Regions from separate parts of the Homo sapiens genome. Here region 1 is linked to region 2. Evidence: chromatin loops called from intact Hi-C (ENCODE). Cell type or tissue: ascending aorta. All regions are shown on one strand. Links, peaks and the distances in the headings refer to the core of each region. The heading gives the core; the rest is flanking DNA. Region 1 overlaps AKAP6 (A-kinase anchoring protein 6). Region 2 overlaps AKAP6 (A-kinase anchoring protein 6).

Evidence for each region. Peaks named below come from ENCODE experiments on the same cell type or tissue, not always from the same donor. Only the 100,000 strongest peaks of a DNase experiment are listed, where the experiment ranks them.
Region 1: it touches region 2 in a loop (2.8-fold over the local background); 1 of 110 quality-filtered maps calls a loop at or near these places.

The regions. Positions count from the first base shown.
Region 1 is chr14:32,370,117-32,375,503 of GRCh38, reverse strand. All of the region lies in intron 1 of AKAP6 (A-kinase anchoring protein 6), which reads right to left. Among named protein-coding and RNA genes, the nearest start is that of AKAP6, 44 kb to the right of the region's middle. In ascending aorta, for the core only: no CTCF peak of the experiment used is centred there; no DNase peak of the experiment used is centred there.
Region 2 is chr14:32,430,381-32,435,767 of GRCh38, reverse strand. AKAP6 (A-kinase anchoring protein 6) reads right to left here. Exons shown (of 14, transcript NM_004274.5): 2 at 1,951-2,308. The coding sequence starts at 2,274. Among named protein-coding and RNA genes, the nearest start is that of AKAP6, 100 kb to the right of the region's middle. In ascending aorta, for the core only: no CTCF peak of the experiment used is centred there; DNase peaks (open chromatin) are centred at 2,137 and 2,757; H3K4me3 peaks cover 3,839 bases; H3K27ac peaks cover 4,758 bases.

The sequences.
Region 1 (5,387 bases), core at 150-5,149, 60 kb after region 2:
TTTGCTTACTCTAAATGTTCTCCTTTAGTGATAGCTTCAATTCCCTAGCCTGATACACTCCATATCTACAAACCTAGCCCTGATATTTCTCTAAAATTCCAGAGAGTACTTCCAAACAACACCTGAACATGTGTACCTGAAATGTCCTACAGGTACTTTGAGCTTATCATGTTCAAAACTGCACATAGTATCTTCTGTTGTAGTGTACTTCCATACTTCTTTTCCCTTCTGTATTATGTGTCCCATTATCAAACACCCAGTCGTCAAAGCTAGAAAACCTTGAATTCATTTTTTACTTTTTCTATTCTCTCAACCCTGCCTTTGCCTCCACTACTTCCCTCCCCACATTTGGGTGATCAACTGATCCACTGATTCCATTTCCAGATTATTTCTTGAATTGATTAGTACTGTTTCATTCCTACTACAGGCTTTCATCACATTCTTATCACCTCTCATTTAGATTTATGAAATAGGTTTCTAATTTGTTTCACTCTTCCAGTTGATCCTCCACACTATGATGTTTCTTAAATACAAAATTGATTATCTTATTTTCATATCTTAAAACCTACAAAGATTATAATTTTTCTATCAAATACCTTAAACAAACAATGAACACTAGTTAATGATAGTCATGCTGAAGTATTTAGAGAGGAATGTACTGAAACGTACAATCTGTTTTGAAATGTATAAAAAATAAAATGAATTGATGGATTATAAAGGGATAGATAGGTGATTAAACAAGTTTAGCAAAATGTTAATAGTACAATCTAATGGTAGTTATACTAGTACTGATTGTAGAATTCTTTCCATTTTATTTAAAAATAAAATCTATACTTTAAAACTGTTCATAATAAAATGTTGGGGAAGGAGGAGTAAAACTATGAAGGCTCCGGGTTGTCTACAGGGTAGCATCCAAATACCTTAAGTAGGCCCTTCACAACTTGGCTCCAATCTACCACTCCAGCCTTCCATCCTCCTACTGATTTGACCCTATGTTCTAACCAAATGGAATGAATCAACATCCCCTTAATGCCTTATAGACTTTTTTGTGGCTAAGCCTTTGTCATCCTTCTATCTTTGCCTGGAAGAGCCTTTCATTATTTTTCTGTCTGGCAAATGTCTAATCATTTTTAACAGCAGCAGCATCTCCTCTGGGATGACTCCCCGGACAAAGTTAACTGATTGATATTCATTCTTTGTCTCTCTGCCTCTCTCTCTCTCAATTGCATTGTAGCACTTACCGTGTTGAGCTGTGATTAATACTTACGTATGTGTTTTTCCCAACTGCACTAGCTGCTCCTTGATGACTATCTCCCAGTCTTTGTATACACAATACCCAGCATATCCCAACACATTCTAGGTCCTCAATATGTCTCTGAATTAAACTGAACACCAGACTAAGAAGTATGCTATTCCTTACGCAAAGTTTTAAGTTGCTGTCTCTGGGCCTTTTTACTTTGCTCAGTGGCAATCTGTCTGTCCTCTGTTCCATACGCCAGGGGTTTTTACTATCGCTCATCTTTAACCAGGGATAAGTATATCAGCTGTTGTATTTAATCCAAATGGGTTACATACATTTCAAATCTGTCTTCTATAATTATGGAGTAAGGGTTTTTCTTCCTATAAAGACTTTTACGTGTGAGGAGAAGTTCACTGACAATTAGCTAATGCTTGGTCTATTTCTAGAAGTGCTAAAAATGACCTTATGGAACCGCCTTTGCAAAATTATGACAGACAGTGAAAGAGATCTAACTTAACTGACTGCACCTTGCTTCTAATCTCCAAGCTGTCCTTGTTGATTCCTGGGCATAGGCTGAACTAACTTCGGGAGAAACTTAGTTTACAGTTTAAACAAAGACAGTAACAGCCCTTTCCCAAAGCAGACCTCCTTCTTGCCTGGGGACTAGATTGCCTTTGTAGGACTCACATTAGCCAGAAGATTAAAAATTATGGTTTAGGAGTCATGCAGCTGGAGGCTACAAGATTCCGACCCTCCCTAAACTGCACCTAAGATCAGTGCTTGAGATATTTTGCAGCCCCTGCACTTGATGGATCAGCTGGCACCACCCAGATCAATAAACTGGCTCATCTGATCTTCTGGACCCCCACCCAGGAAATGATTCAGCACAAGAAGACAGCTCTAACTCCCTATGATTTCATCTCTGACCAATCGGCTCTCCTGGAACACTGGCTTCCCCCACCCACCAAGTTATCCTTAAAAACTCTGCTCCCCAAATGCTCAGGGAGACTGATTTGAGTAATAATAAAACCCTGGTCTCCCGCACAGCTGGCTCTGTGTGAATTACTCTTTTTCTATTACAGTTCCCCTGTCCTGATGAATCGGCTCTGTCTAGGCAGCAGGCAAGGTGAATCCCTTAGGCAGTTACACTTATACCCCACCCCCCCAAAAAAGCCATAAATTTTGAAATGAAATTTATATTATAAAGAGCTAGAACCGTCAGACTCTGAAACATCAAAAATTCTCTCAAAATTTCTACCAAGGATTGTGTCTGACATCATCTTTTCCTAAAACAAGCAACAATTAGCAATAGTACTTCAACCACTCACTTAATTTCCCCCAATCATTCTCAGTATTCTCAAAAGAAAGTTTCCAAAACTACCCAAATCCCATAATGCTCGCTCGCTCTCTTTCTTTTTCTCTCTCCTCTCTCTCTCAGACACACAAGCACATGTGAATACACACACACACACACACACACACACACACACACAGAGCAACAAAAAGATGTAGAGGTAAAACTGAATATACCATTCATTCTTCCAAGGTAATGTTATTTTGCTTGTGGGGTTCCTAATTCCTCCTACTAGTGTTTTCAGAAAAATTCTTGCCAATTAATAATTTAATGCTTGATTCCAAAAATCTGAATCTTGCCAGTTCCTCTACTTTGTCTCTAGCTTCCAAAAATTAAAAAAAAAAAAGTGATCTTAAAGAATTATATTGCTATAAAGAAGCTTTACTCTGTTAAAAAATATATAACTATTTTCAGAGTTCATTGTTATGGCCATTTGATTTGGATGACTAGTACTTCTTACCCATTACAAACACTACGTCTGACCCATTAAATTGACACTGGTCCAAGTTTCACTAAACTAAAACATCCCCTCCTCGGCCTGCTAATGGTGTATTTCTTTATAAAAAATCTTAACTAGTGACTCAGAACTCCTTTACAAAGAGTCACAGAAGCCACAAAAAAAAAATGCATCACAAGTAAAAGAAAAAAATGTTACATTAATAAATACTTAGTATTTACAAAGTGGTTACAATTTTGATTTGCATAACAAGTCTTCCCCAGTTCCCAACCTGTTAGCCACTCCTTCCTCAAGCTAGCCTCCTCAGGACCATGTGCATCCTTCTGTACAGCAGTTTATTTGTTCATCTCCTCTGTGAGGCCCTGACCCTTGTAGGAGCATTCTATATCCCCAGGGCACAGTACAATTAAGGAATAAAGTAGGTACTTATAAATATGTGTAGGGAAAAAAAAAGAGAAGGAAGGAGAGAAGGGAGGAAGAGGGAGAAGGAGAGAAGAAAGAAAAGAGAAGTAGAGAGAGAAAGAGAAATAGGAGTGAAAGAGTACTAATCTGCATATCTTGCAGATGAGGAAACCACCCTTCAAATCAGGTAAGTGGCTTCCCTAAGGAGCTTCCACTCCACCCCACTACACCTGGAATCTTTGACTCCAAGCTACACCTTAGTTCCTTCTAGTCTCCACATTTGAGGTACCCTGCCTCTTTCTAACTTCCTCTTATGAGATCATTCTTCAAAAAACAACAGTTAATCCCACCTTTTCATGAAGCTTTTCTCACCTATTTCAACTCCCCATGATTTTTCCCTCTACTGCAGACCAATGTCACCAATTTTTATAGAATCATTTTATTTTATTTAGAAACAGGGTCTTGCTCTGTCACCCAGGCTGGAGTGCAATGATCGTAACTCTGCAGCCTCAAACTTCTGGGCTCAAGCAATCCCCCAGCTTCAGCCTGCTGAGTAGCTAGGACTACGGATGAGCACCCCCACGCCCAGCTAATTCTTTTGGTTTTTGGTTTTGTTTTGTTTTGTTTTTGTTTTGTAGAGATGGAGGTCTCACTATGTTGCCCAGGCTAGTCTTGAACTCTTGGCCTCAAGTGATCCTCCTACCTTGGCCTCCCAAACATACAAACATGTTAACACTTAAATAAAAACAAATAGTAGTCTTCATGTGTACATTTTATGTATTTACCTATCCTTTTCTCAGAAAGATTTTAAGGTGACTTTTGACATATGTGTGTTCTAGCTCTATAAAATGCATGTATATTCACTAGGGGTTGGGGTTATGGTGCATATGTCTTACTTATGATGTTTTATCAGTCACAGAAAACAAGACAAGAATTTATTTTTAGGACTTAGTTACTTTTCCTGTTTCTGAAGTTCTCTTGCCACAGTTTAATATACACTCCTCTACTTCTCAGTACTACTATTTAAACTAACAAATAACATCCCTCAAAAGAAATCAGCCTGAGTGAGTTTAAAAAGGATGATCTGTTCACTCAGTTCTGCACCTTCAGGAATCTACTGAAATTAAAACCAAGAGTCATAATGAGTCACTCCTCTTCCTCTTACACAAGGAAAGAGCAATCATGAATGGAATACACAACGAATAAGGCAGGTCCCTCCAGTACTAAAATCTGCCCAAGTCTTTTCATGCCAGCAAAACTAAAAAATTCTAACCCCAAAAAGATCTTTAATCATTTTCTCATTTTTTTCCATTTTCAGAGCCTTCATAACAGTAATGTTTTCAGCTTTAAGAGAACTTACCACCACTCCATTGTTTACAGTGTAGTAAAAGATTTATCTTATGCAAGTTGCTCAGTCTTTCTTCCATTTCACCAGCACTAATACAGCCACTGGTTTCTTCCCTGATCAATTAATAAGTTGTTAACGGCAAAGCCTCAGAACCGTGCAATAAAAGACACTGCAGAGCTCTGCTAATGGTCACATATCAGGAACAACAGTTCTGGTTTGTAGGGAATCAAACTCCCTCATTATTTGTGTTCACTTCTGGTAATTAAGCATTTAAACAGCACTTGACATTCAGCAACCATTTTTATAAGCATTCCTCTTAAGAACCTAGAACACCATCAATTCGATAGCACTGTCTTTGTAAGGCACAAACTGATGGTGGCTAAGGACCAAGAAAGCTTCTCCCTTCTGTGTGAAGGTGATGCTACTCCCCTTAGGGAAACCACTAAGCTTCTTTTCCAACAGCAGTTTCTGGTTTGTGCTAATTTGTGGACAGTCTTTCTGGTCTCCTCTTGACAGATGGCAGGTGTTTCAGAACTTTGACCCTGTCCTGAAAATGCCAAGCATCATATGGCCAAAGTGGAACACA
Region 2 (5,387 bases), core at 292-5,291:
ACCTAATGAAACTAGTACCCCGAAAAGTCATGATAGACATCCTAGGATAAAATGAACATAGGACAATTTATATTTATCCCCTTAATAGTTATTGACTGAGTAACTACTATGTAATTACTGTGTTGACTTCATGCCCTCCTGGGGCTCCTTTCTCAGCAGGGGAGACAGACCACACTAAGGGATGGAGCTGATGGAGGTGGGTGTGAAATACCTTTTGACCAAGGTAAGAACGTGATAGGCAGTTCCAATGAGAAAAATACATACAACCCTAGAGTTGGTTTCTCAAACACTAAATATAACCCTATGTTAATTGTACAAAAACTTTACATTCTTATTTGGAACTAAAATTTAAATTTTCACTTCCAAGTTGTTAATGTAATTCAATAAAGTTAATTGACTCATTAATGTTTTTAATAGCCCTTAACAACACATTTTTTTTACTGAGACTTCTAAAGATATTTCCCTTTATTGTCCCCACCTTTTCTATGTAAGTCTGAAAGATTCCAGAAAGCAGTAGTTGACTTTCCTTATAAACCTAACCCCCTATCTACTTATGGGAGCTACATGTAAGGGTAGCCTTGGAGGGGACAGAGAAGGGAAGGGGGCAAAGCAGAGCCTCCAAATTTCTATTTCACTTTAACCTCAAGGAGTTGGAGACCTGCTATTCTGATTATACAAACCATGTTTCACAGACTGAGTCAAATCACTCCCTGCTGCAACAGCAGAAAGATGGCTGGGGTTTGCATTCTGTTGAAGCTAATTCCTAGCCATCTCTCTGTTGCCTTTTTGTACTTTTTTCCCTAATAACCTGTAGAAATCAGACACTAGACCTGCTCAACCTGGGAGAAGCCCAGTCACCTTTAAGATTCTGGCTCTTTTGTTCTCTCCCCCGACCACACTCATTTGAACACTTTCTGTAATGGGGCAGCTGGGCTCTGGATCTGCTGAACCAGCCTGAGAAGGCTGAGCCTGCTCTGCTCTAGGCTCTATGCTTCATTTTAAGTGCTCATCTTTCCCACTCAGGCTGATGGCTGCATCCTGTAAACCATTTAAGTGTTAAGATCCAAGAATGTTTGACCTTTCATTTCAGATTATTTAGGATGAACCAGTTTAGGTAAAGGAAGTTTCCTTAGTGTTACTTCTAATTGACTAGAAATTTACCATGGGGTTTGTGGCCAGTGCCCTGATTGGTTATAAACCTGTCTTGCTCTGCAGGTCACTGACCTGAGTGTGTATTTCCCTCAAGGACCTGGGAGAGAGGAGTGACTATGGCAGGGCGAGGTTCACCTTATCTTGAAGTCCCTAGGCCAAAAACGCTATTAGTAGTACTCTTTACTAGCAACTCCATTTCATTATCACCAACAGTCAGGCTTTTAAAGGGCTTCTGAGTCCACAGACTTTTTTTTTAAATGTCTGAACTTTAGATGAGTTGTCATAAAATCACCTTTGTTCTACATGAAGCATTGTGCCTGGATGAAACAACTCATTGTAAAAGAACATTGCCCTTCCCTACTATGTCAGAATTCATTGTTTGCCACAAAGGCAGCATCAGCTTCAACTGAAGATAACAGTCACATACAAATACTCACAATCACAGCTGCATTTGATATTTTACCTATAAGAGTCTTTTATTAAACCCTTTGTAAGAGTTTTTAAATACTTTTATTCTGTGTAACTTATTTTGATAACACTGCACAAAAATACCCCTCCCTTTCCCCATTTCTCTGCACTATCACCAAAGGCCAGTTGTATTCTAGATAATCAGCACATGTAGTAAAATCAGAGAAGAATTAATTATTTCCATGTTTATCTCTAAAGATAATGGTTTGAAACCTGGTACTGTGCTTTTCTTCCTGGACAATTCCTCACTGGAAATTACAGAACACAGTCTCTAGGTGCCACAGCCTTTTGAAAACTTCTATCCTGAGAGGATCACAGACCTTGCCTTACCTTTAGTTGAACTAGATGTACATCCACATGCTTGCTGTCCGAATCCTGCTGGACTGAATAGGTTAGGTCTCGGACCCTCTCTGAGGTCATCCGGAGCCAGGTCTCAATTTCAGGTAAGTGGAGGACAATCTTCCAGTCAGCCCCTGTGTGTAGTGGGGGTGGCTTTTCATACTGCTGGTCAGAGTCCATGTCCTTCATTGCCTCTTCTCCCTCACCCTGCTCCACAGTGGGTGTCATGTTGATGGCCATGGGTGAAGCATCAGTAGCCATGGGATCCAGGTCCTGTGACCTCAGGGGGGAAAGTGTCACGCTCATGGTTAACATGGAGAAGTCTAAACCTCACTTCTTTCCAAAACAGCTGAAAGGCAAGAGGAAAGAAGAAAGCAAGAGTCAGTCAAGATTGCCAAATAAAGAAATGATACTTCACAGAAGAAACAGGATTTCTAAATTAAGCCAGATTTCTAAATTAAGAAACCATAGCTCATAACAAAAACAGAAAGAGGTGTTTTGATTTTCTACATGGTAGCCCCAAGAGCCAGGAAATAATATGAACATAAAACCACTGTGATATTGACTACTCTCCCCCCACCGCCCCCATCTATTCTTCCCTTATTTCTTAGTAACAAAATCCTGGTTTTTAGCTGTTCATATTCCTGCACAGAATTTAAAACTACATTCCCTATCTCCCTTGCAGCTAGGTGTGGCCATGTTCTGGCCAATGAGTGGAATTGTTGTGTTGAAATTCTGGGAGAGCTGCTTACAGGGAGCTGACTCAATTAGGAGGGGCTCCCTTTATGCCCTTCTACTTTCCTCCCCTTCTTCCAGGCTGTAATGTGGACTTGATGGCTAGAGCAGCTGGCAACTCAGACCCAGAGAGGCCTTTGCGTATGACGGGTAGAGGACGGTGGAGCATGAGGGTAGAAACACGGGTTCCACTTGATACCGGAGGAGCTACCGTACCAGGTCTGATTGCTGCTCTGTACTTCTTTTATGTGAGAAAAAACCAAACTTCTATCTTGTTCAAGCCAGGATTATTTTGGGCTTTTCTACTAGAAATATTCAAACATCATTTTGACTATAAAATCAACATATTCAATACGTGGGACAGCTACGTGGGAAGATGTTCTAATCACAAAAAACACTGAGCTGAATTCAGGAGATGTTGCTCCTTTCTATGATTTGTTAGTTAAATAATAACCTGTGACAATCCCAAATCTTTACTTTCCTAGAAAGTATAAATCATGGATTGTACTGAATAGATCTAATTAACTCTCAATCTAAATTACATTAATATTTGGTTATATGGAATTTTTAGAGGCTTCTGGAATTTTAGGGGTAATAAATTGGTCTGAAATACATAAACAGTAAAATATTAACCAAATAAGTTAAAATAACATAAGTGTAATTCATCAAAAAGTAAGGTGGCATTTTAAGATGAATTTAATTAGTTTAATTATCCAGCTATTAAATTTATCTTTCTTCTGGAACGAGTCTAGTATAAAATATCAACTTTTAGGCTCTTATACTTTAAAATAAATAAGCACTATTTTTAGTCTCAAGAGCAGCTTCTTCTACTCAAGGCAATGAATTTATTTTTCTTTTATACTTTTTTTTCGGGTTCTACAAATTCAAGTTAGTTTATATTGTTATTTCCCCAAAGATGAAAGGTGACTGACCTAAAGATCAGAAATTAAATGTGATTGTCAAAAAGTGGTTCATATTTGTACAGTAACAAATATTCAGCAAAAAAAAAGAAAAGCAAAATTATTTTTACATACCAAAATAGAGGGGAAACTTTTTAAAATGCTTCCAATTTGACTAGAAACATGTATCTTTCCATACAGGAATGAGGAGTGGAAATAAAAAAGACTTGTTGAGTTGACAAAAGCCTTAAGACTAAGTTACTCCTATGACATATTTTTTCAGAATCTTTCCAATACTGCAGTGTAATCCTTTTCCCTAATTTCTCAGGCATCTAACTTTTGAATTCAATGGTGAGGAGAAGGCCAGACGTGGTGGCTCACGCCTGTAATCCCAACACTTTGGGAGGCCGAGGCAGGCAGATCACCTGAGGTCAGGAGTTCGAGGCCTGCCTAGCCAACATGGTGAAACCCTGTCTCTACTAAAAATACCAAAAATTAGCCGGGTGTAGTGGCAGGCACCTGTAATCCCAGCTACTCAGGAGGCTGAGACAGAAGAATGGCTTGAACCCGGGAGGGGGAGGTTGCAGTGAGCTGAGCCGAGATTGCACCATTGCACTCTAGCCTGGGCAACAAGAGTGAAACTACGTCTCAAAAAATAAAAAATAAAAAAGAGAATTACAGATAAATTTTTAAAACAAAGTTATTTGCAAAAAGCAAAATATATGTTATAAAGTAGGTTTATCACTTTGATACCTGCCTTAGAGAATGGCTTCAGGCTTCAATTCAACAGCCTTCGCCACCTGAATGCAAAAGGCAGAAATCCATACCCCACACTTTTTTTCTTTCCCATGAATATAAGGCAGATACCCCATATTTTTAACCATGCTTGCATTCAGTTTTACAAGTAATAATAATACTAGACCCAGCTATTAAAACAAAAAACAATCAGAAGATAACAAAATTTCACTGAGAGGGATAAAACTCCAGGAAGAGTGAGCTACCATACCACTTCTTCATAAACCATACCCCAGCCTCAGGCTGATTCCAATTTCTCCAATTTTTTTTTTTTTGAGATGGAGTCTCACTCTGTTGCCCAGGCTGGAGTGCAGTGGTGCCATCTCAGCTCACTGCAAGCTCTGCCTCCCGGGTTCACGCCATTCTCCTGCCTCAACCCCCCAGGTAGCTGGGTCTACAGGTGCCTGCCACTATGCCTGGCTAATTGTACTTTTTTTAGTAGAGACAGGGTTTCACTGTGTTATCCAGGATGGTCTCCATCTCCTGACCTCGTGATCCGCCCACCTCGGCCTCCCAAAGTGCTGGGATTACAGGCATGAGCCACCGCACCCAGCCCCAAATTTTTAATATTTAAAAAAAATTATTAATCGACCCACTGCCCTCTGGGGGTAAGTTTAGAATCACAATGCTATAGAAGGAATCTGATACATAAAGGTTAATAAGGTTTCTAGGTCAAGAACTTAGAACTGGTTATAAATGAAGACACTGGTGTCACAGTGGTTCCCTCTTCTAAGAAGCCAGAGTCACTGAAACTAGAAAACTGAATGCTGAGCCAGGGCAGCATACAATGAACTGTTTAAGCTACACTGACACATACACACTCACCGCAAAACCCTGCCCCAAAGCCCTGCACAACTGAAAAAACAGTGCTTAGTCACCGTGTTTTCTCTGAAACTCCTAAGTCAAGGCAGGGCCTTCTTGGGAATACACATCCTACCGTAAACTAAAAAACACACTAAAGAATTAGCTTATGTCCCAACCTGCAACATTTCCATATAT